2 separate regions of the Homo sapiens genome follow, and region 2 is linked to region 1. A link is a loop called in an ENCODE intact Hi-C map of the cell type or tissue named here. Cell type or tissue: CD14-positive monocyte. All regions are shown on one strand. Each heading gives the region's core, and the rest is flanking DNA. Links, peaks and the distances in the headings are about the cores only.

Region 1 (11,731 bases), core at 1,376-9,375:
AGGAAGAGAATGCTTAAGGAATTGTTTAACAAGATTATTTTAAAAGAGATTTTAGAAACTAAAAATGGTAGCAAAAAGGAAAAAATAGAAAGCATAGAACATCAAGCTGTTAAGAAAATCTCCAATAAGGTAGTAAAAACAAAACCAAGAGATGGAAAGTAGGAAAAACAAAAATAATATACCAATCCTGAAATCCAACATCCTAACATTAGATATTTTAGAAAGAAAGAACAGGTTGGGCACAGTGGCTCAAGCCTGTAATCCCAGCACTTTGGGAGGCCGAGGCAGGAAGATGGCTTGAGGCCAGGTGTTTGAGGCCGAAATGGGCAACATAACATAGCAAGACCCTGTCTCTACAAAAAAATGTTTTTTAAAAATTAGACAGGGCCACGTGCGGTGGCTAACATCTGTAATCCCAGCACTTTGGGAGGCCGAGGCTGGCGGATGACCTGAGGTCAGAAGTTCAAGACCAGCCTCACCAACATGAAGAAACCCCATCTCTACTGAAAATACAAAATTAGCCGGGCGTGGTGGCATACGCCTGTAATCCCAGCTACCCGGGAGGCTGAGGCAGAAGAATCGCTTGAAACTGGGAGTCAGAGGTTGCAGTGAGCCGAGATCACACCATTGCACTCCAGCCTGGGCAACAAGAGCAAAACTCCATCTCCCAAAAAAAAAAAAATTAGGTGCAGTGAACTGCAGTCACACCACTGCACTCCAGCCTGGGCAACAGAGGAAGACACTATCTCCAAAAAAGAAAAAAGGCCAGGTGCAGTGGCTCACACCTGTAACCCCAACACTTTGGGAAGCCAAGGAGGGCAGATCATGAGGTCAGAAGTTCGAGACCAGCCTGGCCAACATAGTGAAACACCATCTCTACTAAAAATACAAATAAATTAGCCAGGTGTGGTGGTGGGCACCTGTAATCTCAGCTACTTGGGAGGCTGAGGCAAGAAGAATCGCTTGAACCTGGGAGGCAGAGGTTGCAGCCAGCCAAGATCATGCCACTGCACTGTATTCCAGCCTGGCCAACAGTGTGAGACTCCATTGAAAAGAAAAGAAAAGAGGGGAGAGGGGAGAGGGGAGAGAGGAGAGAGGAGAGGAGAGGAGAGAGGAAAAGAAAAGAAAAGAAAGGAAAGGAACAGAAAAGAAAAGGAGAGAAAAAGAAAATAGAAAATCAAAGTGATTCAAGAAAAATTCCTAGAAAATAAAACAGGGATTTCCAGACTGAAAGGGTATACGAGGTACATGGCTGGATGATACTAGATAAAAACAGGCCTATGCTAAATCATACAATTGAATATTTCAGAAACTGGGATTCCCCTAAAACTTGAGGACTGGGGAACAGAGAACGTTTTGGGGGAGGAGGGGCAATATGCCCAGGGTCAGGAATCAGGACAGCTTTAGACTTTACCAGCAACAATGAAAAGTAGAAAACAATGTCTTCAAAATTCAGAAGGAATATGATTATCGAGTAGACTTACAAAGCTATTTGAAAATCAAAATGGGCCGGGCACGGTGGCTCACATCTGTAATCCCAGCACTTTGGGAGGCTGAGGCAGGTAGATCATCAGAAGTTATGAGATCGAGACCAGCCTAGTCAACATGGCGAAACTTTGTCTTTACTAAAAATACAAAAAGCCAGGTGTGGTGGCGGGCGCCTGTAATCCCAGCTACTCGGGAGGCTGAGGCAGGAAAATCACTTGAACCCAGGAAGCGGAGGTTGCAGTGAGCCGAGATTGTGCCACTGCACTCCAGCCTGGGTGACAGAATGAGACCCCATCTCAAAGTAAGTAAGAAAATAAAATAAAATCGAGATGGTTACCCAATTGTTCAAACATCTTTTAATGGCTTATCTCTCTTTTCTCTTTGGATTTAAAATGCCACCTTTAGCATATATAATTATATATTACTGTTTTGCTTACCTTTAACAGAAAACTTAATTGCTTTAGATGGTAGTGGTCTTCCTGCATAAGTGTCTGCATTACTTTCATTCAACACAACTTGTAATTTCAAGGTATAATTCCCCAACTTCTGAATATTTTCTGGATAAATTAAGAAGAAATTAAAAATCAAGTCAACACAATACCAATGTATTTTTTAACATTCAGAATAAGAACTCACCCATTTTTTTAAACCAGTAAGGCCATTTTCCTCCATGTTGACTAATATGCGAAATAATCTCTTTATTTCCACTTGAAGCTTAATAAAAGAAAAAAGAAACAATAGTGTCTTGAGAAATTCAACGTAAAACATGAAATACGCAATGTCACATTGGCACCAAATACCTATTTGCTGTATTTTAAAACCTGCTTTGAAGCTTCAAAAGATCTAACACTATCCTATGAAAGTGAACAGCAATAATAATAGTTAACTCTTCAATTCATTAAAATCTCTTTATTTCAAGTCTTATAAACTCTTTCACTTTATTTAAAATTACTATTTAAAGAGAAAGGAAGACAACAGAAGACAAATAACATGACCTCTCCAAAAAATTCCTTATTTATTGCCCACTCTAGAATTATATAATGTAAATATTAAAAAAAACAAAATTTTTAAAAAGGCAATTCATGAACAAATCCGAAATGTTTATCAAGTAGGTAACATGACCACACAGACCAAAAAGAGGGAGAAAGAGAGAGAAAAGCAGTCAACCTTACCCACTTGGAAACAGTACAATAGTGCATTCACACTGTGAACTTCTATCTAAGAAGGAACACAGGAGCTCAACATAAAAGCATAACAGGCCCAGCGTGGTGGCTCATGCCTGTAATCGCAGCACTTTGGAAGGCTGAGGCCAAGAATTTGAGACCAGCCTGGGCCATATAGTGATGGCTTGTCTCTACAAATATTTAAAAATTAGCCAGGCATGGTCCGGCTAAGCAGTCCCAGCTACCTGAGAGGATGAGATGGGAGGACTACTTGAGCCCAGGAGGTCAAGGCCACAGCGAGCTATGAAGGTACCAGTCTGGGCAACAGAGTAAGACCTTGTCTCAAAAAAAAAGCAAAAGAAACTTTGGATACTTTGAACACTACAGTGGGCAACAGCACTGCATGTCCCATGAAAAACTGGGAGTGAATCCTCTGTGTGAGAAGGGAAGAGAGCAACTGAAGCCAGCTGGGAGCTCCTTGGCCCTACCAAGCACTGGATCTGACTTGGAGAGCATTGGGAACAGTGGGAAGTGCTCCACCCATACTCCCAGACCTGGGTGGTACAAATAGAAGGCAGCCATTCCCGATCCTAAGTCACAGCGGGCTGCACAGAAACCTGCCAGCCAGCATAGGTGGCACTCACTGGTATGGAGAGTCTCCAGACTAAGATTTGTGATCTAATATTGAGGAGAGCAGCCTCCACAACCAGAATTGAGAGGCAAGTGTAATATGGGCCCCAGCCATGGGTATGAGAATTGGGTGCCCCTGCTTTGCAGAGCCAGACTGGGAGGGGTATGGCCTGGAGCCTGGTTTTTGTCCCTGGCAGGACGTTTTGCAGCCTGAGACAGATTCACAATCTGAGGACAGACTGCCTGTGACTTGGCTGGCTGTTTCAGCTTGCTGCCAGCAGCAGATGGTAGGAGGGAATCCAACCAGGTCAAAACTGTAGAGAACCGGGTCCCACTATCACCTGCCAGGTTGTGGAGCCCTAGCGACCCCACTTTCCCCATGCTGGATCTTTGGCATGGCAGTGGTTGCTCTGCTCCTCCCTGGAGCATTCCTTCGGGGCCTGAGAACTGCCTTGCAACCCCTGCAAGGGCTGGTGCTTGTGCCCTGTTGGGGTGGCCAGAATGCAGGATTCTCCAGCCCAGCCCTGCCTAGCTTTGCCCTCCCTACCTGCCTCAGGGGCAGAGTACAGGACTGGGACCCCTGGAAGTTACACAGTCCAGCCCATCATCTAGGACATCAGAGTACTTCTGGTTAACAAAGGTAACCCATAAATGCTACCACAACAGCTGCATCCAGCTCTTACCTTCTAGCACCACATACCGGACAGGAGGCCAACCTTCACAGCCCATTAAAACATCTGCTAAAACAATTGTGCAGTGCTCAGGAAGGAGACAAGCTCTGCACCACCTCTACTACCACAATTGTCCATACCACTGCAGCTACACAGGAGGCCCTGAGACTGCTCACCCGCCTGATACATTACTACAACAGCCAGCACTGGAGAAAGCCACCACACTAAGGCTATTTATAAACAAGGAAATCATAGATAATCTATGTCACTGAATACACCCAAGAAGCAAAGCCACAAGAATCTATTAAACATACATCATAGACACATCATCAAGGAAAAAATAAGTCCTGCCCCAACAAATGTAAATTCAAAACTAAAAATAAGCAACTACTACTACGGATACAAAGGAAATCAGGACAATACAGAAAATATTAAAAAATAAGGTGCTATGACAGTTCCAAAGCAACATGGTAATTCTCTAACGATGGATCCTAACCAAAAAGAAATCTTTGAAATATCAAATAAAAAATTCAAAATACTGATTATTTTATTTTCTTGAGATGTGGTCTTGCTCTGTTGCCCTGGGTGAATTTCAGCGGCACAATCATAGCTCACTGCAGTCTCATGGGCTCAAGTGATCCTCCCACCTCAGCCTCCTAAGTTGCTGGGACTACAGGTATATATTACCATGCCCACTTCTTAAATTAAAAAAAAATTTTTTTAGAGAGTGTCTCACTGTGTTGTCCAGGATGGTCTTGAACTCCTGGCATCAAGCTATCTTCCCACTTCAGCCTCCTGGGATTATAGGCATCAGCCACCAAGCCCAGCTAAAATACTGATTTTTAAAGAAGCTCTATGAGATACAGGAGATAGCTGAAAACTAATATAAAGTAGTGAGAAAATGAAATTCAGGATATGAATGAGAAATTTACCAAAGGCATAGTTTTTTGTTTTTTTAAAAAAGAACTTCTGTAATAAAAAAATTCATGGAAGGAATTACAAGATATGGTTGAAAGCAAACAATGGACTAGACCAAGCAGGAGAATCTCAAAATGTGAAGATAAATCTGTTGAATTAATCAATCAGACAAAATAAAGAAAAAAGAATTGTAAAAAATGATCAAAGCCTTCTCGAAGTATGGGTCAATGTAAAACAGCCAAACCAACAAATCCCAGGTATTCCCAAGGGAAAAGAAAAAGCAAAAACTTTAGAAAACCTATTTGAGGAAATAATTGAGGAAAACTTCCCTTGTCTAGCAAGAGATCTACACATCCAAAGAATAAGAGGCTCAAAGAATGCCAGGCAAAAACACTGCAAGAAAGGCCTCACTACAATATATAGAAATTAGACTGTCTAAAGTCAATGTGAAGGAAAATATCCTAAAATCAGCAAGAGAAAAAGCATCCAGTCACCAGTAAAGGAAAATCCATTAGACTAACAGCAGATTTCACAGCAGGTACCTTATAAGCTAGTAGAGACTGGCATTTTGTTTTTTCTTTTTTTACAGTCCTGCTCCCTCTGTAGGATTCTGTTTTCAAAGTGCTGGGGGTAGGGGGCAGGGGGGACTGTCAACCACAAATCTTGTGTCCTGCTAGAACAAGCTTCATAAATGGAGGCAAAATAGTCTTTTCCAGACAAGCAAATCCTGAAGAAATTCACTACCCCTAAACCAGATCTACAAGGAACAGTCAAAGGAGTTCTAAACATGGAAACAAATGGTCAATACTAGCCATCATAAAAACACATGAGAGTATAAAATTCACAGGTATTATAAAACAATTATACAAGGTAGGAAGAGAAAAAAATCAAATAGCAGCACAACAGAATCCCACCAAACCACAAAGACAGAAAGGAGGGAAAAAAAGAAAGGATCTACAAAGCAACTAGATAACAACATTATGACAAGAGCAAAACTTCACATATAAATACTAACCTTGAATGTAAATCAATTAATGTTCTACCTAAAAGATATAGACTGACAGTAATGGATTTTTTAAATGAACCAACTAAATGCTACTCACAATAAACTCATATTACTCATAAAGACAATTATAGACTGAAGGTAAAGGTGTGGAAACAGCTATTCCATGCAAACAGAAACCAAAAGTGAGCAAGAGTAGCTGATATCAAATAAAATAGACTATAAATCAACAACAGTTAAAAAAATTATATAATGTTAAAGGAATCAATTCAACATGAAGATATAACAATTCTAAATATATATGTACCAAATACCAGTGCCTAGATTCATAAAACAAGTATTACTAGGCCTAAGAAGACATAGAAAGCAATACAATAATAATGGATTCAACACCCTACTGATAGCACTAGATGGATCATGGAGATAGAAAACGTTGCAACAAAGGAACATTGGATTTAAACTGGCCTTTAGACCAAATGGACCTAAGCAAACATTTACACAACATTCTACCCAACAATATGCAGAGTATACATTATTCTGCGGAATATACATTCTTCTCATCAGCAAATGGAACATTCTTGAAGAAAGGCCATACATTAGGCCACAAAACAAATCTCAACAAATTTTGAAAAATCAGAATCATATCAAGTAACTTCTTGGACCATAGTGGAATAAAACTAGAAATCAATTCCAAGAGAAACTCTCAAAACTATAAAATACTTGGATCAAACAGCTTACTCTTAAATAATCTTTATGTCAATGATAAAATTGATATGAAAATTTAAAATACATATATATATTTTGAGATGGAGTGTCACTCTGTTGCCAGGCTGGAGTGCAGTGGTGCAATCTCAGCTCATTGCAGCCTCTGCCTCCCAGGTTCAAGTGATTCTCCTGCCTCAGCCTCCCGAGTAGCTGAAATTACAGGCGCACATCACCACACCTGGCTAATTTTTTTACTTCTTAGTAGAGACGGGGTTTCACCATGTTGGCCAGACCAGTTTATGATGTATCTTAAAGAAAGCATGCCTATATTTGCCTTTTACTGCTGGATTTCTCAACTTGTACCAATAGAGAAAGAAACATGTTCTAGAAACATCTTCTCAATATTTGCTTTAAAAAAAGGGTGCAATTATAAATCAGACAGCAAATCACCACGAGAAGTTCTCTAAAAAGACCCAAGCAACTTTCTGATTTTTGATGTATTTATTCAACAAATATTAATTAATTACCTCCTATATACAAAGTACTAGAAAAAGGGTAAAGAAAACATCATTGCTTTCCTGGAGTTTTTAATCTTGTAGAACAAGGGGACTGGCAAACTACTGGACTGCCAATGGCTGCATTCATCTACAACAACAGACTTACGTAATCATAAGAAACAGCTCATACAGCTCTCAAAGCCTAAGTATTTACTACCTGACGCTTTCCAAATAGTTTGTCACCCCTGTCCTAGAGGGGAAAGACACATTTAAGGAACAAAATTTGGTCTAGAGTTGGGAAAACTGGGGTTCGATAAGAACCAAAAGAAAACAGTTGTGGTTAGAGGTATGGTAAGTGAGGATGAGATCAAGTTGGAGAGAGAGGAAGGGCCAGATCATGCGTGGAGTATTGCAGAGCTATGACTAGTTTCCTAGGCCACTAAAGATGAAATAATATAAAACAGGTGAGTGATATACACAGTTTTGCAATTCAAAAAAATCACTTTGGCGTAAAATGAGGAAAATGAGCTGGAGCAGTGCAAGAGTGAAAGAGGACTTTTCATTGAGGCAGCTACTACGTGGTTAGAATGAGAGACCATGATGACTCGGACTTGAATGGGCAGAACGAAGATATACAGTTGTCCCTTGGTTTATGCAGGAGATTGGTTCCAGGATCCCCATGTATACCAAAATCTGCACATACAACTCCTGTGGTTGGCCCTGCAGAACCTGTGTATATGAAAAGTTGGCCTCTGTTTATGTGGGTTTCAAATCCCGCAAAAACGTATTTTCAATCTGCATTTGATTCACAAATGGCCACATATAAGTGGACCTGCACAGTTCAAACCCATGTTTTTCAACGGTCAACTGTACTTTAGTGTGATACTTGGTGATAGATTGGTTACAGAGGATTAAGAAATAAATGGAAACACCAATCCTTTTCAAACTCTTCCAAAAACTTAAAGAGGAGAGAACACTTCCTAACTCATTCATTCTTTGAGGTCAACATTATCTGATACCAAAGTCAGACACAGACATCAAAAAAAAAAAAAAGGAAAAAGAAAACTACAGACCAAAATCCCTTATGAATATTGATGCAAAAATTCTCAACAATATGCTAGCAAGCCAAATTCAGCACAATTTTAAAAGAACTCACCTTAGTCTATATAGTGTTGTTGTAAAGGAATACCTGAGGCTGAATAATTTATAAGAAAAGGATGTTTATTTGGTTCACAGTTCTGCTGGCTGGAAGACTGGGCATCTGGTGAAAGCCTCAGGCTGCTTCCACTCATGGTGGAAGGTGAAGGGGAGCCAGTGTATGCAGAGATCATATGGCAAAAGAGGGGTGAGGGAGGTGCCAGGTTCTTTTTAACAACCAGCTCTCATGGGAAATAATAGAGCAAGAACTCACACAATAAGCCCTTCATGAGAGATGTGCACCTATGACTCCAAAACCTCCCATTAGGTCCCACCTCCAACACCGGGGATCAAGACAAACATCCAGGCCGGGCGCGGTGGCTCACGCCTGTAATCCCAGCACTTTGGGAGGCCGAGGCGGGCGGATCACGAGGTCAGGAGATCGAGACCATCCCGGCTAAAACGGTGAAACCCCGTCTCTACTAAAAATACAAAAAATTAGCCGGGCGTAGTGGCGGGCGCCTGTAGTCCCAGCTACTTGGGAGGCTGAGGCAGGAGAATGGCGTGAACCCGGGAGGCGGAGCTTGCAGTGAGCCGAGATCCCGCCACTGCACTCCAGCCTGGGCGACAGAGCGAGACTCCGTCTCAAAAAAAAAAAAAAAAAAAGACAAACATCCAAACTATACATAACAACCAAGTGAGATTTACTCTTGGAATGCAAGCATGGCTCAACAAATAAAAAACAAACAAGGCTACGTGCAGTGGCTCATGCCTGTAATCCTAACACTTTGGGAGACTGAGGCAAGAGGTCATTTGAGGCCATGAGTTTGAGACTAGCCTGGGCAGCATAGGAGACCCTGTCTCCACCACAAAAAAAAAAAAAGGGAGCCATGGTGGCTCAGGGCAGTTGTCCTGGTGCATAAGGAGGTGAGGCTACGCGTTCGAGGCCAACCTCGTCAATATTTTTAAAAAACTCTCATCCATTGATAAAAAGAAAAAAAAAAATTAGCTGGGTGCAATGAGCATGTCTGTAGTCCTAGCTACTCAGGAGGCTGACGTGGGAGGACCACTTGAGCCCAGGAGTTTGAGGCTGCAGTAAGCCACGACTGTGCCGCATCATTCCAGCCTGGGTGACAGAGTGAGAACCCGTCTCAAAAAAAACCCCAAAAAACAAAAAACAACCAATCAACGCAATACATCACTTTGAGAGAATAAACCTACATAATTATCTGGACTGATGCAGAGAAAACATTTGGGAAAACAATACTCTTTCATGATAAAAACACTACACAAGGAATAGAAAGAAACTTCTTCAACATGATAAAGGCCTTATATAAGACCCGCAGTTAACATCGCATGTACTCAACTGTTAAAGACTTAAAAGCTTTTCCTCTAACATCAGGAACAGGACAAGATTCTCATTTTGGTTACTTCTATTCAACATAGTATTTTAAGTCCTAGCCAGACCAATTAGGTAAGAAAAAGAAATAAAAGGCATCCACTTTGGAAAAGAATAAGTTATTTCCGTTCATAAATGACATGTTCATATATGAAAAAACCTAAATAATCCATAAAAAAAACCCTGGTATAGCTAATAAACTCAGCAAAGTTGCAGATACAAAATCATGTTCACGGATTGAATGACTTACAATTGCTAAGGTAAAAATAATACTCAAAGTGATCTGCATATTCAGTGTAATCCCTACCAGGATCGCAATGGTGTTTTCTGCAGAAATAGAAAAACGCATCCTACATTCATAGGGAATCTCCATGGACCCAAATAGCCAAAACAATCTTAAAAAACAAGAATAAAGTTGGAGGACTCACACCTCCTCATTTTAAAACTTACAAAGCTACAGTAAACAAAAACAGTGCAGCATGGGCATATGAACAGACATATAGACCTAGGGAACAGGGAGCCCAGAAATAAATTCTCACATATGTGGTCAACTGACTTTCAACAAGTGGGCCAAAACAATTCAATAGAGAAAGTATAGTCTTTGACAAATGGTGCTGGAAAAACTGGATATCTACAGGCAAAAGAAGTTTTCCATATAAAAAGAAGTTAACCATATGCAAAAGTCAAGGTCAGATGGATCAAAGTAATAACAACAGAGCTAAAGCTATAAAATTTGTAAGGAAAAAACATTCAGGAAAAGCTTCGTAACACTGAATTTAGTAACAATCTCTTGGATAAGACACCAAAAGCACAGCCAACAAAAGAAAAAAGAAACTAATTGTTTGTCAAAATTAAAAAGTTTTGTGCATCACAGTCACCATTGACAAAGTGAAAAAGCAACCCACAGAGTGGAAGAAAATATCTGTAAATCATTTATCTGATAAGGGATTAATATCCAGGATTATAAAGAACTCTTACAACTCAACAACAAAATTTAAAAATGGCCAAAGGACCTGAATAGACCTTTGTCCAAAGAAGATATACAGATGGCAATTAGCCCATAAAAAGATGGCCAAAATCACTGAATATTGGGGAAATGCAAATCAAAACCACAATTATCTTTAGTAGGAAAAAGGGGGGAAAAAACCACAGTAAGATACCACTTCATATCTGTTAGGATGGCTATTATCCGTCCCCCACAAAAAAACCCACAGGAAATAACAAGTGGGGGTGACATGGAGAAACTGGAATGTACAATGAGGCAACCACTGTGGAAAACAGTACGGCAGTTTCTCAATAAATTAAATAATAATATGACCCAGCAAGTCCACTTTTGGGAATGTATCTAAAAGGAACCAAAGCGGAGACTCAAAGAACTATTTGTACACTGATGTTCACAGGAGCATTCTTCACGATAGACAACAGGTGAAAGTAACCTGAGTATCCATCAAACAAATGGATAAACAAAATATGGTGTATGTGTATACATGTGTGTGTGTATATATATATATATATACACATATACACATATATACACACACAAGGGAATATTATTCAACCTTAAGAAGGAATGGGAATTCTGACACACTATGCTAAGCGAAACAGGCCAGACACAAAGGACAAATATAATTCCATTTTTATGAGGTACCTAAAATAGTCAAATTCAGAGACAGAAAGTTAAAAAGTAGTTACCAGGGCAGGGAGAAAGGAGTGATGAAGAGTTATTACTATAGAGTTTCAGTTTGAAATGATGAAAAAATGCTTTACATGGATAGTGGTAATGGTTGCACAACAATATGAATGTACTTAATGCCACTTCATAAATTTCATGTTAATATGTTATATATATATATATATATATATATATATATATATATATATGAAGTTATTGAAAATAGAAGCAGGGACCAGCCTGACCAATATGATGAAACCCCATCAAACCCCATCTCTACTAAAAATACAAAAATTAGCTGGGAGTGGTGGCATGTGCCTGTAATCCCGGCTACTCAGGAGGCTGAGACAGGAGAATTGCTTGAACAGGGGAAGCGGAGGTTGCAGTGAGCCTAAATTGTGCCATTATGTATTCCAGCCTGGGCAACAAGAGCGAAGCTCTGTCTCAA
Region 2 (11,731 bases), core at 1,921-9,920, 50 kb after region 1:
CACTACAAGCTCCGCCTCCCAGGTTCAAGCGATTCTCCTGCCTCAGCCTCTCGAGTAGTTGGAATTACAGGCACCCACCTCCACGCCTGGCCAATTTTTGTACTTTTAGTAGAGACGGGGTTTCACCATGTTGGCCAGGATGGTCTCGAACTCCTGACCTCAAGTAATCTGCCCGCCGGGGCTTCCCAAAGTGCTGGGATTACAGGCGTGAGCCCAGCCAGATTCACTCAATTTTAAAATATTTAAGCACCTATGTGCCAGGCATTGTTCTAGGAACTGAATAAAGCAGATGAAGGTTCTGTTCTTAGGGATTTAACATTCTAATGGAGGAATATGGGAAAGAAAATATAATCATAATAAATAAATTCTATAGCATGTTAGAAGATGGTTTGTGCAATAGAGAAAAAAGAAACAGCAGAGAAATGAAATCAAGTAACAGTAAAGACACAGAAGGAATACAGTTGCAATTAAATAGACTAAGTTTTGTTGAGAACACAACAGATAACCAAGACTTGGAGGAAGTGAAGAAATGAGTGCAGGGCTAACTGGAGGAAAAGCATTCCAAGCAGAGGGCCCTAAGCTGAGAATATGGATGGCAGTGAAGGGGAGTGAAAAAGTAAGAAAGGTAGTAGAAACAAAGTCAGAGAAGTACAAAGCAGAGCTAGTAAGTCCCTGCAGGCAACTGTAACGACTTTGGTGTTTACTCTTAGTGAAATGGGGAGCCATGGGTGTTTTCAGCAGCGAGTGACACAATCCAATTTCTCAAACCTTTTATGGACAGGGATGAAAAGACAGGTACCAGTAACTACTAGTTAGTGTAATCTGGGTGATACAATGGTGCCTCCAGACCAGGTGGTAGCAATAGAAATGGTGAGAAATGGTCATTTTAAGATAAAACATTGAGAATAGGACCCAAAGGATTTTCTGTCAGATTAAGAGGTATGAGAGGTATGAGAAATACAAGTATCAATTTGATTTTTGGCCTGTGCAGCAGGAAGGACACAGTAATAATCAATTCAGATAGGGGGAACTATGTGTGGTATAAAATTCAGTGAGCAGATGAGGGTTCCCATTTTAGACATCCTAGAGGAGATGCCACATGGGCAGCTGGATGGATAAAACTGGACTTCAAGAGATAAACCCGGCACCATTTTCAATATTTAACTAAAAATGACCATTTCCTACCTCTTCCTTGTGAGAGTCACTTCTGTAATGATGTTATTTAGAACCATGAGATAGGACCTGATCACCAAGTGAGGAAGTAAGATACAACATAAAGGGCAAGAACTAAGCCCTAAGGCACTTCAATATTAATAAGGTGGGGAGAGAAGAAAGGGCAGGCAGTGAGGTAAGAAGAAAATCAAGGTGCTTATAATCCCACGGCTTTGAGAGACCAAGGCAGGAGAATAATTTGAGGCCAGCAATTCAAGACCAGCCTGGGCAACATAGTGAGACTCCATCTCTACAAAGAAAATTTTATTTTTATTTTTATTTTTTAGAGAGAGAGGCTCACTCTGTTGCCCAGACTGAAGTGCAGGGGTGCAGTCATAGCTCACTATAGCCTCGAATTCCTTGGCTCACTCAAGCAATCCCCCTGCCTCTGCCTCCCAAGTAGCTAAACAAGGCATGCACCAAAATGTCCAAATAATTCCTGTATTTTTTTGTAAAGATGGGGTCATATCATGTCCCCCAGGCCGGTCCTAAAGTCCTGGTCTCAAGTGATCTTCCTGCCTCAGACTCTCAAAGTGCTGGGATTACAGGTATGAGCTACTGCATCCAGCTACAATTTTTTTTTTTTTTTTAATTAGCTGGGCATGGTGGTATGCACTTGTAGTCCTAGTCATTCAGGAGACTGAGGCAGGGGGATTGTTTAAGCTTAGGAGTTCGAGGCTACAGTGTGCTATGGTCACGTTACTGCAAAAAGGAAAAAAATCAAGAATATGGACCCTCGAAAGTCAAGTGAAAAAAGTATATCAAAAAGGAAGAAGTGACAAAACAATGTCAAGTAACACGTCAAGAAAAATTAGAACTGAAAATTAAAAATTTATCACTGGATTTAGCTGTTGGTGACCATAAGAGCGTGGGTACAGTAGAGTGGTAGGCGAAAACGTCTGGTCAGAGTAAGAAACAATGGGAGGAAGAGAAGGACTGCTAATAGCGAATGCATTCAACTCTCTGGAGGAGTTTTGCTATAAACAGGATCAAAAAATTTTAGGCAGTAGCCAGTGAAGGAAGTAAGACTTTAGTGTTTTTAAGATGGGAGAAGAGCTTTTTTGTACAAAAAGAACAACATGAGAGGTAATAAATATACTAGTTATATATTCAAGCTCTGAAGTCACTCTCCTAAAGTTTAAATGCTGGCTCCACTACTCACTAGTAGTGTAGCAAGTCACCTAAAATCTCTTAGCCCCAGTTAATTCTGCAAAACAGGATCTTTACCTATATTATTTCCTAACATTAGCTACCACACAGGATTAAGGAGTAAATGAGACAACGCTCATAAGTACTTGGTACAATGCCTGGCACTGTAGCCAATAGTAATGACAGCAGTGGTAGTGTTACATTAAGAAAGCACACACAGATTTAGTCACAAGAACATTCAGAGTCATTTGTAACCATAACACAATTAAAAACAACCTAAATGTCTAATAGAAGAACACTGTTCAGACCGGGCATGGTGGCTTATACCTGTAATCCCAGCACTTTGGGAGGCCGAGGCGGGAGGATCACTTGAGGTCAGGAGTTCAAGACCAGCCTGGTCAACATGGTGAAACTCCGTCTCTACTAAAAATACAAAAATTAGCCAGGCGTGGTGGTGCCTGCCTGTAATCCCAACTACTCGGGAGGCAGAGGCAGGAGAATCACTTGAACTTAGGAGGCAGAGGTTGCAGTGAGCCAAGATCACACCACTGCACTCCAGCCAGGGTGACAGAGAGAGACTCTGTCTCAAAAAACAAAAAAAGAAAAAGAATACTGTTCAAATAAATTATATTACCTAAATATTATCAAAATATACAGAGACATATATATTAAAAGATGTTCACTTTATTTTTAAACAAAATGTAGGTTAAAGAAGTATGCACCATATAAAACCATTAAAAATCAAATAATATGAAAAGGTCTGAAATGATAAACACCAAAGTGTTAGTGGTGGTTATGTCTGGGTAGTAGAGATATTCTTTATGTTCTATTTGCTTATCTATGTTTTCTAATTTCCTGCAAATACACATATAATGAGAAAAAAATAATTTTAATACAAAAGTTTACGATGAACATGTAAGTAGTATTAGACACTTTGGCAAGTCCTGAAAGAGAGGATTCAGTAAACTAATTGATTTGTAAAGATCACTAGCAAATGGTCCAGAGAAAGGACAGAAACTAGCAAGTAGTAAAGGTAGAAAGAAATGATAAAGACATGGAAATATGAACACAAACTTCTTACTTACGCAACCTAGCTATATGTATTTGCAAAGTAAAACAAGTATTTTCTTAATTGGGAAAGGTCTATGGGAGGCTAGGAAATCAGGAGAAGAGAGTATACAGGCGATGGAAAGCTGTATAGGTCAAGACCCCTTATGAGTTGAAAAGAAAAGTTCTACTAGTAGGTTAGCTTTAAAGGAGAGTTTTTTTTCACTGAAGATGACACAGGTAGAAGACATAATAATACCGTGATGAATTTGAGTAAGAAAGAAAATGAGTGGTCTTCTAATAAAGTGTAATAAGAAGATTTACAAAAAGTGAAGGAATGGGATACGTAATCAGGGGATAAAGGCAGGTAATAATTTATCAAAATTAGTATGAATGGGATACTTACGCAAAGGATTTTGTCCTTCACTGGCATAATATTCATACATGCCACTTTTAACCAGTGTGTCATAGTGAGGTAAGAAGTCAATTCGTTCTTTCGTAGCTGTCAGTAGTAACTGATTGACCGACTGTAGCAGGTATAAGGTGACTCCATCTTTAACAGTTTCATCTGTAATCAAGAGTGAAAATCATAAGTGCTAGGTCAGCATCAGAAACTCAATGAACTTATAATTGTGAATATACAAATTCTATCTATGAAATATCTTTAATGATGGTAAAGAAAAACCCCCAATCATCTACCTGTAAGCAAAGTCATGTTAAGGATATTAATGAAACAAGCACAAATACTTCCTTCCATTCATTTGAAACACTCAATTCTTAATAAGTTAAACTATCACAGGAAATCAGACGAGAATCTAAAATAGCGTAGTGTCAACATGAATGGAGAATGGTTAAATTCAGATGGAATCAGGCATGAAAAACCAGCAGGTCTTGGAAAACTAATTAGGTTAAAAAAAGATAATGGAATAATCCAAGTTGGTTAGCAAAATTAGCTTCAGAAGATTTGTGCTAGGCAGAATCATCTTCTGTAGCCATAACTGATATCAACTATTTTTCTATAATCAAGCTTGAAAAATATAACCTCTGTGCAGACTATGCACATGCAGCCAGTTTCCTCCCTCATCCCAACAAATTAACAAAAGTCATCAACAGATTTAGATGCATATCTAATAAAAGTTATTGCTATATATGTACTAAACCTTATTAAATATAAAAGCATCAACTTAGTAACACTGTTTACCTACCAAAATTATCACAGGTAATTTCTTTCCTACTTGTTGTTGTAATAACAAATTTTTCTTCAGGTGAAATGCCAAGTGTCTATCCAAAATAAGAAATAAAATCACTTATTACACAAAGGAAATAAATGTATTATTCAAATTTATAAAAATATGAAAATATTGATAGTACATTATAATTCTGTAACCACTACACTTATCTAGGAAATACAAAACTCAGTATATCTAAATTTTGCCTTTGCATAATTAATAGTGCATAAATCTATATAAATTACTTACTTAACAAGGTCATTTTTTCTGCTACTATAAGCAACCTAGGAACACTAGTGATTAGGTGGAACGTTTTAAAAGCATTTTAACATCATCAGCAGGACCCACCCAGACAAAAGACATAGTATTTCATACTAACGTACAAGTTATCAACTTATTTGGAACAAAGCTTTAACATAACTCATGTTCATATAGACTAGATATTTAAGTATGCAAAAACAAAATAGAAGAAAACAGAAGTTAGCATTTTATAGCACGGAGGGAAGAACAGCCATGCTTTGTAAGACATACAGGTCCATTCAAACGAATAACTTTAAAAATTAAAGCAAATTATAAATTAGAGGGAAACTGGCCAGGCATGGTAGCTCATGCCTGTCATCCCAGCACTTTGGGAGGCTGAGGCCGTCGGATCACAAGGTCAGGAGTTCAAGACCAGCCCGACCAACATGGTGAAACCCTGTCTCTACTAAAAATACAAAAATTAGCCAGGTGTGGTGGCGCACACCTGTAATCCCAGCTACTCAGGAGGCCAAGGCAGGAGAATCACTTGAACTGGGGAGGCGGAGGTTGCAGTGAGCCAAGATCACACCACTGCACTCCAGCCTGAGCAACAGAATGAGACTCCGTCTCAAAGAAAAAAAAAAATTAGAGGGAAATTGCAACAAGAAACAAAAGGGTGACAAGGATCAACAAAGAGAAAAAGTAAAAACACAAAAAAATGAAAAGGAGAAAATACAAATGACCAATGAACACATGAACTGTAAAATCACATTAATCAAAAAATGAGAATTAGAAAAGTGGTTAACATTTTCATTTACATTAGAATTAAAACATACATGCTCTGTCTAAAATGAAACAATACAGCAATATATAGTTAAGAGAAAAGGCTTCTGTTTCGGGTAGTAATGGACTAGTCTAAAGATTAACATTCTTATTGAAAACATCTAAAAAATCTAGACTAGTGATACTCAAATCTTCAAAAATGATATTAATAAAAACCATTATTGCTCACCACTGGGATGAGCTAGGGCACCAACTTGTCACTCTGAACACTGACAAATTAAAGGGAAAGAACAAATTATTTACACTGCTTTTCTTGTATCAATGGTACTTCAGGATAACCAAAATAGCTCTGGCTGATGAGGCAAAGTTGTTCCTTAAAGAATTCCAGCTAATAAACACAGGAGGAATGGCAAGTCAGATCAAAACTTCCTTATGGAGGAATCCTGCTGAAATCACGTGAATCCCAAGATTTTAATGTTAGCATTGCTATGAGTGGGTGAAACACCCACACATCACGTGCCTCCCAGTGTAATGCCATATGAAGTATCAGTACTACCTACAAAGCATTCTTTGCCTCCTGACCCCAAAGAAGTTGAACCTAAATCAAATCAAGCCTTTAAAGCTAACTTTTAGTTTACAGAATACATACGGAGATAAAACAAATTAAGTAACACCAAAAAAGAGCACAAACAAATCCATAATGTGGAATATTAAAGACCTAGTTGATTTCTTCAAGAGGTCAACTGCAGGAAAACTAAAGAGACTGGTGGAGGAGGAATTTGCTCAAATGCTTTAAATTGAAAATAATTAGGAAACAAAAAAAAAACAAATTTAATGTGAGGACTATGTCAGATCCTGATTTAAACAAACCAACTATAAAAAGATACTTTTAAACATTCAGAGAACTCAATATGGACAGGGACATTAGACAATATTAAAAATGCTTTATTTTAATGGTTTGATAATACATATTCAGGCTGAAGTATATGGGGTGAAATGACCTAAGACCTAGAATATGCCTTAAATACATTACAAAAACAAAAATGATCCTAGTGTGGTAAATTCCTATTAACTTGAATCTGGATGAGTACACTGGGGTTCATAACATGATTCTCTCTTTGTGTCTGAAGGTTTTCATAAGAAAATTTCTACTTTAAAATATCCTGGAATAGGCCGGGCGCGGTGGCTCAAACCTGTAATCCCAGCACTTTGGGAGGCTGAGGAGGGTGGATCACGAGGGCAGGAGATCGAGACCATCCTGGCTAACACGGTGAAACCCCGTCTCTACTAAAAGTACAAAAAAATTAGCCAGGCGTGGTGGCAGGCGCCTGTAGTCCCAACTACTCGGGAGGCTGAGGCAGGAGAATGGCGTGAACCCGGGAGGTGGAGCTGGCAGTAAGGTGAGATCGCGCCACTGCACTCCAGCCTGGGCGACAGAGCGAGACTCCGTCTTAAAAAAAAAAATTCCTGGAATAGACCAGTGGAAGAGAATAGAGGGCCCTTAGACAGGTCCACATATATATGGATGCAGAGCCTAGCAAACAAGAGAGGTGACATTACAAATTGGTGGGGAAAGAATAAACTATCCAATGAATGATATTAAGACAACTAGTTATCTCAACATGGAAACAGATAAAATCCACACCTTAACTTAGACAAAAATAAATTCCAGGAGAATTAAAGCAGTTGTACATTAGCCCAAAATTGTAAAAGAACACATAGGGAAATAATTTTGAGTGAGCATAAAGGGATTTCTGAAAAGGTACAAACAGTGGGCCAGGCACAGTGGTTCACAGCTGTAATCCCAGCACTCTGGGAGGCCAAGGTGGGCGGATTGCTTGAACTCAGGAGTTCAAGACCAGCCTGGGCAATGTGGTAAAACCCCATCTCTACAAAAAATGGAAAAAAAAAAAATAGCTGGGCATGGTGGTGCACACGTGTAGTCACAACCACTCAAGAGGCTGAGGTTGGACGATCCCCTGAGCCTGGGAAGCCGAGGCTGCAGTGAGCCGTGATCACACACTACTGCACTCTAGCTTGGGTGACTTTTGAGTGAGACTCTGTCTCAAAAGATGCAAATAGCACAAGTCATAAAGAAAAAGACCAGACAACATAAAAAGATCAACATCACTAGTTATCAGTGAAATTAATATAACTTATTCTCATCAGGTAGGCAAAAATGTTAAATTCTGAGCCCATCAAGTGTAGGCCTCTGTACAGAGAAATAGGTACCTTACACACTGCTGATATGACTGAAAAAAAGTCAAACATAAAGAAAGTAATTAATTTGGCATACTTTAGTAAACTTAAAAGATACTCATATTCCATGCAATTCCACCCTAGAGAAATAAAGCCATGAACATAAACTGACTGGGAAGATTCTATTTGTTTAACAGAGACAAAAATGACCTTATAGATTTTTATTAGGTTTCATATAACCATGACAGTCGTGTATTTTTTAATTCATTACTACTTTTTTATTTCTATGATGTCCCTTTTTTTTTTTTTTTTTTTTTTTGGTTTTTTGTTGTTATTGTTGTTGAGATGGAGTCTTGCTCTGTTGTGCAGGCTGGAGTGCAATGGCACGATCTCAGCTCACTGCAAGCTCCGCCGCCCGGGTTCACACCATTCTCCTGCCTCTGCCTCCCAAGCAGCTGGGACTACAGGCGTGTGCCACCACACCTGGCTAATTTTTGCATTTTTAGTAGAGACAGAGTTTCACCACGTTGGCCAGCTGGTCTCAAACTCCTGACCTCAGATGATCTCCCTGCCTTGGCCTCCCAAAGTGCTGGGATTAGAGGCGTGAGCCACCAGGCCTGGCCAATGTCCCACTTGTTAAATCATGTAATTATGCATCCTGTAGTTACTGAAAAACTATGTGCAAATGATTTTTTTAAGATCTATGTTCACCTAAACATATCTAATTATTCCATATAATCCCACATAAGTCTATTATTTTTTCTTTCTTTCTTTCTTTCTTTCTTTATTTATTTATTTATTTATTTTATTTTTTTTTTTTTGAGACGGAGTCTCGCTCTGTCGCCCAGGCCGGACTGCGGACTGCAGTGGCGCAATCTCGGCTCACTGCAAGCTCCGCTTCCCGGGTTCACGCCATTCTCCTGCCTCAGCCTCCCGAGTAGCTGGGACTACAGGCGCCTGCCACCGCGCCCGGCTAATTTTTTGTATTTTTTTAGTAGAGACGGGGGTTTCACCTTGTTAGCCAGGATGGTCTCGATCTCCTGACCTCATGATCCACCCGCCTCGGCCTCCCAAAGTGCTGGGATTACAGGCGTGAGCCACCGCGCCCGGCCTTTCTTTATTTTTTACAGATTTTTTTGAGTACTCTTCTACGATAACTGCATATAATAGTTCATTTAGCCTTCACTAACTACATAGAAGACTCCCCCTATTTCCTAGCTGTCAAATTATCTACGGATAGGAATGCTAGCACCTTATTCTCTTCTTCAAACAATGGCAACCGGGTTATCGCTCCTGACCATCTAATTGTATCCAGTATTGCCTGTATTTTCCTGCACTGGAGCAAATAGTTCATTTTCTTTTGATTTTTAACCCATATTAAAAACCCACAGATGTTTAATCCATATTAAAAACCCAGATGTTTAATCCATATTAAAAACCCACAGATGTTTAATCCATATTAAAAACCCACAGATGTTTTTTAATCCATATTAAAAACCCACAGATTTCTAATCCATATTAAAAACCCACAGATTTCTAATCCATATTAAAAACCCACAGATTTCTAATCCATATTAAAAACCCATAGATTTTTAATCTATAAATCTACTATTATTCAATTAAGACACACAAACTATCTTTTTTTTTTTTTAAGTTCCTGGATACATGTGCAGAACATGCAGGTTTGTTACATAGATATACATGTGCCATGGTGGTTTGCCACACCTATCAACCTGTCATCTAGGATTTAAGCCCCACATGCATTAGGTATTTGTCCTAATTCTCTCCCTCTCCTTGCCTCTTACCCTACAACAGGTCCCTGTGTGTGATGTTCCCCGCCCTATGTTCATGTGTTCTCATTGTTCAACTCCCACTTATGAGTGAGAACATGCAGTGTTTGGTTTTCTGTTCCTGTGTTAGTTTGCTGAGAATGATGGCTTCCAGCTTCATCCACGTCCCTGCAAAGGACATGATCTCATTCTTTTTTATGGCTGCATAGTATTCCATGGTGTATATGTGCCACATTATCTTTATCCAGTTGATCATCAATAGGCATTTGTGTTGGTCCCACGTCTTTACTATTGTAAATAGTGCTGCAATAAACTTTAAAATTAATCCATATTAAAAATCCATGGTTTTTAATCCACATCAAAAATCCATATGAAATATCCATGGATTTTTCATCCATATTAAATATCCATGGATTTTCCAGGGGGCATGGTGGCGCATGCCTGTAATCCCAGCACTTTTGGAGGCCGAGGTGGGTAGATCGATCACCTGAGGTCAGGAGTTCCAGACCACCCTGGCCAACATGGTAAAATCCCATCTCTACTAAAAATACAAAAATTAGCCGGGCATGACGGCTGGTGCCTGTAATCCCAGCTATTTGGAAGGCTGAAGCAGGAGAATCGCTGGAACTTGGGAGGCGGAGGTTGCAGTGAGCCAAGATTGCGCCACTGCACTCCAGCCTGGGTGACAAGAGTGAAACTCCCATCAAAAAAAAAAAAAAAAAAACCATGGATTTTTAATCTATAAATTTATTATTATTTAATTAAGACACATAAACTATCTTTTTGTTTTCCCTGCTTCATCTATAAAAATTATTTCTTGAATTCACAATTTTTCTAAGTATTTTATTTTATTATTGTTTGTTTGTTTTTTGAGACAAGAGTCTCGCTCTGCCACCCAGGCTAGAGTGCAGCGGTGCGTTCTCAGCTCGCTGCAACTTCCGACTCCCGGGTTCAAGTAATTCTCCCTGCCTCAGCCTCTCGAGTAGCTGGGATTACAGGCACCCGCCACCAGATCCAGCTAATATTTGTATTTTTAGTAGAGACGGGGTTTCACCATGTTGGCCAAGCTGATCTCTAACTCCTGACCTCAGGTGATCCGCCCGCCTTGGCCTCCCGAAGTGTTGGGATTACAGGTGTAAGCCACTATGCCGTCCCCAACTTCTCTTAAATATTTAAGGACTAACTGACTTGCAGTGCATAAAATGATTACCTACCAAAATGATCAGTTAATTTTATTTTTAAAATTATTTTTTCACTATCTCTGAACAACAGGTAATTTTCATCCATGGATTAGTCAGAAAGCACACAGCTTAATTAGCACTGCTCTGAAACTCTGCAAACTAGTCAGCTTTTAATGTGGCTCCATTATATTTCGTTACCTTACTATGGCACTTGCTAAGCCATAGTTTTCTGCTTTTTTTTTTTTTTTTTTTCAAAATCTCAAGTTTATTGTAGAAATTGATGAGCACATCTTATATTAAAATACAAAACACCTAGAATAGCCGCACAACAAAAAACATTGGAGCCACACAAAGGAAAATGTAGACAATTTCTTCAAATTGGTGGTGGGGGGATATGCACACATGGGACTTAACATCTGGGCATATTTTAGAACTAACCAAATGAGTCATCTTCTAATCGTTGATTCTGCAAGGCCACAAGGGCTCAGGTGAGTCAACAGCTGCTTATCAGAGGTCTAAGGGCTTCTTGCAGATTTGTCCTTTCCATTTCTTCCCTCTCCTTTTCCATGAGGTGAACTTTATTCAAATAACAATTTAGAGCTGGGCGTGGTGGCTCATGCCTGTATTCCCAGCACTTTGGGAGGCCAAGGCAGGTGGACCACCTGAGGTCAGGAGTTCAAGATCAGCCTGGCCAACATGGCAAAACCCCATCTCTACTAAAAGTATTAAAATTAGCCAGGCGTGGTGGCAGGCACCTGTAATCCCAGCTACTCAAGAGGCCGAGGCAGGAGAATCACTTGAACCTGGGTGGCAGAGGTTGCAGTAAGCCAAGATGGCACCACTGCACTCCAGCCCGGGCAACAGAGCGAGACTCCGTCTCAAAAAAAATAAATAAATAAGT

What was found. Hi-C counts contacts between places; a loop is a spot of excess contacts. Peaks named below come from ENCODE experiments on the same cell type or tissue, not always from the same donor. Only the 100,000 strongest peaks of a DNase experiment are listed, where the experiment ranks them.
Region 2: it touches region 1 in a loop (1.8-fold over the local background); 8 of 110 quality-filtered maps call a loop at or near these places.

The regions. Positions count from the first base shown.
Region 1 is chr18:2,708,629-2,720,359 of GRCh38, reverse strand. It overlaps SMCHD1 (structural maintenance of chromosomes flexible hinge domain containing 1), which reads right to left. Exons shown (of 48, transcript NM_015295.3): 18 at 2,125-2,202; 19 at 1,926-2,045. Among named protein-coding and RNA genes, the nearest start is that of SMCHD1, 59 kb to the right of the region's middle. RefSeq lists an enhancer at 3,121-3,621. In CD14-positive monocyte, for the core only: no CTCF peak of the experiment used is centred there; no DNase peak of the experiment used is centred there; H3K27ac peaks cover 1,885 bases.
Region 2 is chr18:2,659,115-2,670,845 of GRCh38, reverse strand. SMCHD1 (structural maintenance of chromosomes flexible hinge domain containing 1) reads right to left here. Exons shown (of 48, transcript NM_015295.3): 2 at 4,614-4,689; 3 at 3,815-3,976. Among named protein-coding and RNA genes, the nearest start is that of SMCHD1, 9.3 kb to the right of the region's middle. RefSeq lists an enhancer at 7,729-7,778 and a silencer at 11,182-11,476. In CD14-positive monocyte, for the core only: no CTCF peak of the experiment used is centred there; no DNase peak of the experiment used is centred there; H3K27ac peaks cover 2,685 bases.